Regions from separate parts of the Mus musculus genome. Here region 2 is linked to region 1. A link is a loop called in an ENCODE intact Hi-C map of the cell type or tissue named here. Cell type or tissue: heart. All regions are shown on one strand. Each heading gives the region's core, and the rest is flanking DNA. Links, peaks and the distances in the headings are about the cores only. Region 1 overlaps Gm20619 (predicted gene 20619). Region 2 has its middle 3.4 kb from the start of Slc25a13.

What was found. Hi-C counts contacts between places; a loop is a spot of excess contacts. Peaks named below come from ENCODE experiments on the same cell type or tissue, not always from the same donor. Only the 100,000 strongest peaks of a DNase experiment are listed, where the experiment ranks them.
Region 2: it touches region 1 in a loop (2.2-fold over the local background); 3 of 42 quality-filtered maps call a loop at or near these places.

What each region holds. Positions count from the first base shown.
Region 1 is chr6:6,288,388-6,291,302 of GRCm38, reverse strand. All of the region lies in intron 1 of Gm20619 (predicted gene 20619), which reads right to left. Among named protein-coding and RNA genes, the nearest start is that of Gm34749, 33 kb to the left of the region's middle. In heart, for the core only: a CTCF peak has its summit at 1,283 (motif pointing left); a DNase peak (open chromatin) is centred at 1,292.
Region 2 is chr6:6,219,098-6,222,012 of GRCm38, reverse strand. No RefSeq gene overlaps it. Among named protein-coding and RNA genes, the nearest start is that of Slc25a13, 3.4 kb to the right of the region's middle. In heart, for the core only: no CTCF peak of the experiment used is centred there; a DNase peak (open chromatin) is centred at 1,842; H3K27me3 peaks cover 118 bases.

The DNA.
Region 1 (2,915 bases), core at 106-2,605:
ATAGAAAGAGGAGAAGACAGGGAATGTGAGCTGTGGTTATTCACCGCAACCTGATATCACTCTGCTGAGAAGTTTGTCAGTGATGACAAGCACGTGTCATTAGTTTCACTGTTGATTTGTCTGTCTGTTTGTTTTAGTGAGTACTGTATGTAACATTTCTGAGTTCTGCGCTGGGGCATGGAAGCGCTTTGAGGAGAGAAGCCCTGTCACTAGCAAGTGCAGGGCTTCACACCCTTTTTGGAACTTTGCAACTGACAAACTTTCCCAGTTGTGTGTGACTGTCACAGCAACCCAGTGAGGGAAGGGGGACAGGGATAATGTCCTGTTTTTATAGTAATGAAGAAGACCCAGTAGTAGCATGACATTCTATAATCGGTCAGAACTGGAAGCTGGGAAAATCCGAGACTCACACTGGCACATTTCCATCCCTAATCAACTCTCAACTGAAGATGAGGCTCTTCCCGCATCGGTCTGTGCATTTTCTGTAGTTTCCAGTTGCACTTTACTTTCATAAGTTTTATGAAAAAGACCTCCCAGGTAGCTGTCATCCGGCAGCTTCCTAAACTGCTGCCTGGCAGTGGCCTTTGCTAGGTGCCCTTGTTTCCTCTCTTCGCTCTGCCAAAGTCTACATTCCTTTCCCTGTCCCCACACACAATCTGACCCCAGGCCAGAGTGGCATCTTCCTCCGTCCCTCTGAGGTCAAAACCGGTGCTGTCCTGTAGACCCTTTGGTAGTGGGCATCTGGGAACAGCTGTGCCTGAGCCATCCTGCCTCCTACACCTTACTCCACAATGGTGCGCGTGTTCCTGTGCTCACTAGGAAAAGACCCAACCTATGCGGCCCAAGCCTCCCACCAAGTGTGTGACTGGGGGCCCTCAACCAAAACAGGATGGCAGTTACATGTCGGAGATGCGTGACCATCATTGTGCGCGAGCAAGCACGTGTGTATACACACACACACACACACACACACACCCCACACACTGGCTGCTTCATTCAGCCAGAGGTGCCAGGATCCCATCCAAAGGTTGTTTGGATTCTAGAACTGGAAAATGTGAATGTTGCGTTGTATTTTCTTTTTTTACTATGCTGCTATGAAAAGACATGAGAGGTGAGCCCAATTGCAAAAAAACAAACAAACAAAACAAAAAACATAAAACAAAAACAAAATAAAAAACAACCTCTTACCCAAATATCTGAAGTCCTTATGAAAACCTAAGATGAACCACGGAGAGGACGGACCTTCTTACCAGGTGGGCAAGGCTAGAGTACAACAGCGCCGTCTACTGGACAAATCCTTAGCTCACTGGCTACATTCCAGACCATGGCAGTGAGGATAAGATGGCTGACATTGGACCAAGGAGCAGGAAGAAAGCCTTGGAGGACCGACCCTTTCCAAATACAGAACACTTGGTGAGAAACGACAGCCATTGGCCACTGTTTCCTGAAGTGCAGGCTACAAGGGTTGCTTTTTATAAAAAGAAGTACTCCCCATACACCCCAAACGCCGTCATCAATGAGTCCACTGTCAGTTTTTTGAAGCTGCCCCCATCAGCGTTTATTGAACACCTTCCCACCTTGCCACCCACCTACACGTTCACCCCTTTTACTCATTTGCTCGGCACCAAGCCCTGTGTATAAGCTGCTGAGGCTAAGTGAGACCGAACTCACGGTAACTGGTTGGGCTTCTAAAACTGGGTCTAGGCTGAAACCTTTTTCCTATCCTTTAGCGACTTCCTTTGGATTCCTATTTCTTCTCCCCCAGGTTCTCTGTTCTCCACTCAAAGGTAAGCAGGGTGTTAGGCTGCGTAAAAGAACCAGGCTATATATTAATTTCATACTGGATTTTTTTTTTTCTCAAATCCTTGAAACCTAAGAATTGCTATTCAAGAACGATTCCAGCCAGGCAAGAGTACTTGTGCATGCCTGTTATTCCAGCCCATAGAAGACCAAGACCGAAGCCAAAGTATTGTGAGTTACGGGCCAGCCTGAGGTATGTCTCAAGACCGTGTCAAAACAAACAAACAAACAACAACAGCAAAAGGCAAAGAACGATTCTAATACCAAAATCTTTTAGTGCTTTCCAAATCGATAAAAAAAAAAAAAAAAATGTGTCGCTGTCCGTCCGTCCGTCGTCCCCCCCCCCCCCCCCCCATCAAAGTCAACAGCTTGGCACTGCACATTCGTAATGCTAGTGCTCCTGTGGTGAGGTGGGAAGCAGAGACAGGAGACTCCTCAGAAATTCACAGGGCAACTAGACCGGCATGCACAGCAGCAAACAACAAAAAAAGAGAGCGTGCCACAAACACCGTGAAAGGTGGGAACCAATGCTAAATATTGTCCTCGAACTTCCAGATGCGCTCACACTCACTCACTCACATGTACAGGTACATGCATTATAAACACACATACAGATCATATATACACATAAACACTTATTACCAATGGATGGATGGATGGATGGATGGATGGATGGATGGATGGATGGATAAAATGTATAGTCTAGTCTTTAAAATTGAGTAGACCACAGATATCATGAGAAAAAAAGAAAATAATTTTAAGAAGAAAAAATAGCTCTCTGTGTATATTGGAGGAAAATAAAAATCCTCTCCACATGTATTCATTGTTAACAGAGGATATAAAGGGTGACAGAGGCTAACTACCTGGGGTGTCCTGATGCTCAGATGAAGCAAGTGCAGCCTTGGATTCTAAGTTTGGCAACAGTTTCTAGGACCATTAATCCTCTTATGCAGTTCAAGTCTAGCTAACCTCAGTGCATGACTGTCTCAGACTTGAGGCTGAGGGAACAGAGAGGCAGGGCATTGGGAGGCTGCATAGTAGACAGAATATATACTAAAACGCACTTTGTAGGAAAATGCTGTAACGGGGGTCCAATACCTTGTATATTCAACTTA
Region 2 (2,915 bases), core at 283-2,782, 69 kb after region 1:
GCAGCATCCTACACTACTGCCACTTCTTGCTAGTCAGACGAGGGCTGCCAAAGCCTGCCGTTTCTGATGCGTGTCTCTGAGTGCCCCGGGGGACCAGGATGACCCAGGCTGGCTTTGCCTGTGCATTGAGTGTCATTGTTAGGCCCAGAGGACCTAACAATGGGATTCACAACCACAGACTTTGACTTGGTGCAAGACCAAGGGTATTCGGCTTCATCTGGGCTCAATCTGAGGGGTTTTGATATAATTACCGTGAGTAACCATCTTTGCTTTACATGGTGTATATGGGACTATTGCTAGAGCTACTGCATAATGTACTCTAAGAACTAGCTGGGCAGTGGTGGCGCATGTCTTTAATCTCAGCACTTGGAAGGCAGAATAAGGTGGATCACTGTGAGTTCGAGGCCAGCCCAGTCTACAAAGTGAGTTCTAGAAATGCAGGGAGAGAAAAACCAACCAACCAAACAAACAAACAAACAAAAATAACAACAAAATCCCTCTAACCAACCAACCAAAAGAACTAGTGCTTCTAAAATCTGTGACTTGGTAAAAACATTTCCAATGCAAGAGAATTAAGGTAAGAGATGGAGCTAAATCTGCCAGATTTACAGGTTAAACATCCCACCCTCTCTTCTTGTCTTGATGTTCTAACTTGACATTCAGAAGGAGAGTGAACTTTGGTCCTTAAAAAGCATCATTAGTTTATAATGAATTCAGATGAATTTAGTATTTATCCAATAGGACTAGTGACCTCATATTAAAAATAACAAGACAAACATACAGAGGAAAGACATAAGAAGAAGATGGCTCTCAGCAACCAAGAAGTGAAGTTCAGAAGGAACCAGCTCTGCTAACAACTTGATTAAAGAATCCTAAGAAAATAGATTGCTGATGTTTAGAGGCACCGAATCTGTATTGTTTTCCTTTCTTGCTCCTTCTGGCTCTTTCTCTCCTTCCTTCTTTCCCTTCTGCCTGCCTCTCTCTGTTTCTCCCTTGACCAAGTCTCACTATACAGCCCTGGTTGGCTTGGAACTGGTTATGTAGATGTAGACCAGGTTTGCCTTGAACTCACAGAGATTCGGCTTCTTGAGTGCTGGGTTTAAAGTTATGCACTACTGCAACAGCTCTGGTATTTTCTTTTGGCAGCTTTAGTAAGCTAATGTAAGTTACTGAGCTTGTTATAGGGATGGGGCTGTCCTAGAATCATCCAGGGATTACAATGTAGCTATAAACATCCTCAAATGAGGAAGAGAAAGAGGCCAAAGATGAGGTCAGTGTGCTATGGAACTGGACCCTAGGCTTTAAAGTTGTACAAAGACGTGGTCTGAGTCACCGGGAAGGTGACCCAAGGGATGTGGGTGGATTCTAGAAGTGTTACTAAGAAAATGGATGTACTCAAATGATCTCCAGAAGGCAGCAGCCTTGCTGTTTTATAGAGACATGCTCTGAAAGTCTTTTCAAGCCTGGCATGGTGGCACACACCATTGGTCCCAGTAAAGGCAGGCAAATTTCCTCTTAGAGTTCCAGGCCAGCCAGGAATACGTAGAGAAACCCTTCTTAGAGAAAACAAAGAAATCAAGACAGCTTTGCTCACAGAGTATAATACCCCAACATTTTGGGGACTTGTTTTTAGTCACACTTTCCTAAGGTGTCTCATGCTTCCTTCCTTCCTTCCTGACTCACTTCCTCGTTCCCCTCCTTTCTTAACTCTAAAAATGTTGGCAGTTTTCTCATCTGTGTCTATTAAGAACAGGTTATTTTTGACCTATCATTAGGGCACTCTTCGGGAAGGCACGTGCAACCCTCTGCTGTGTCCTGACGTGGCCCCAGTCCCAGATATAAACATCTGGAAACTTCTCGTTATTATGATGCTTGCTTTATTCTGTCATAAGTACAATCCACCTTGCAGTTTGTAGTCACCCAGCTAACACCTCCTGGAGCTAGTGTGCATGGCCTGCGTTCTGACTGGCCAGCAATCCAATCTGGCATGCTAGCAGTACTAGGGGAGACCTTTGCTTGCTTGTTTGTTATTAACTGAGCAGAACAAATCGGATCATTAAAGGTCATGGGTCAAAGGGCATCCCCAAGGCCTAGGTGTGCTGGGAACAGTGAAATCTCAGACCTGGCCACGTCACACTCTCTTCTGAACTTGAACTCATGCTCACACTACGTGCTTTTGAGTCAGTGAGCTTTCCCCAATGTTTGGGTTGGCTGCTTGCCTAGCCAGCAAGGTTGGCAAAATGTGCTATAAAGCACAGGTGGTTAGGAGACCTGGATTCGTTCCCGAGGGCCGTCAGAATGAAATACCACAAGATGTGTGGCTTCAAACAACAGAAGTTTGATCTTTCACATTCCTGGGGGGATGCAAAGTCTTAAACAAAAGAGTCAGTGGGGCTGTGTCCTTTCCTATTCCTTGCTAGGCACCGGAGCCTTCAAGGTGGTGGGTGCAGATTCTTCACGCTCCTTGGCTTGTAGCTCCATCAATCTAATATCTACTTTTATCATATGAAATATATACAGAGTGTTTCTGTGTCTTCTTCGCTGTTGTTTGCATCGTCTGGGCCTGGCTGGCTGAGATTCGAGGTATAGATTAAGCCTGCTTCTGCAGAGTGCTGGGATTAAAAGCATGACTCATCATACCTGATCTGCGCCTCCTAATGAGAACTCCAGTCATGTCAGATTAAGGTCCTCCTTACTTGAGTGTGACCTCATCTTAATTGATTGTACCTCCAGTTTCCAAATAATGGTCCAGTCTGAGACACTGGGGTCAGGAATCTTGTGGTCACCGTTCAACCTTGCCAGCTACTTTCAAATGATGGTGGTGGGAAGACTGTTCTGGGATAGAGAAGGCATCAATGCGACATGTCACTTATGTCATTGTGAGAATTAACTGAGAATGAAATAACTTAAACTCA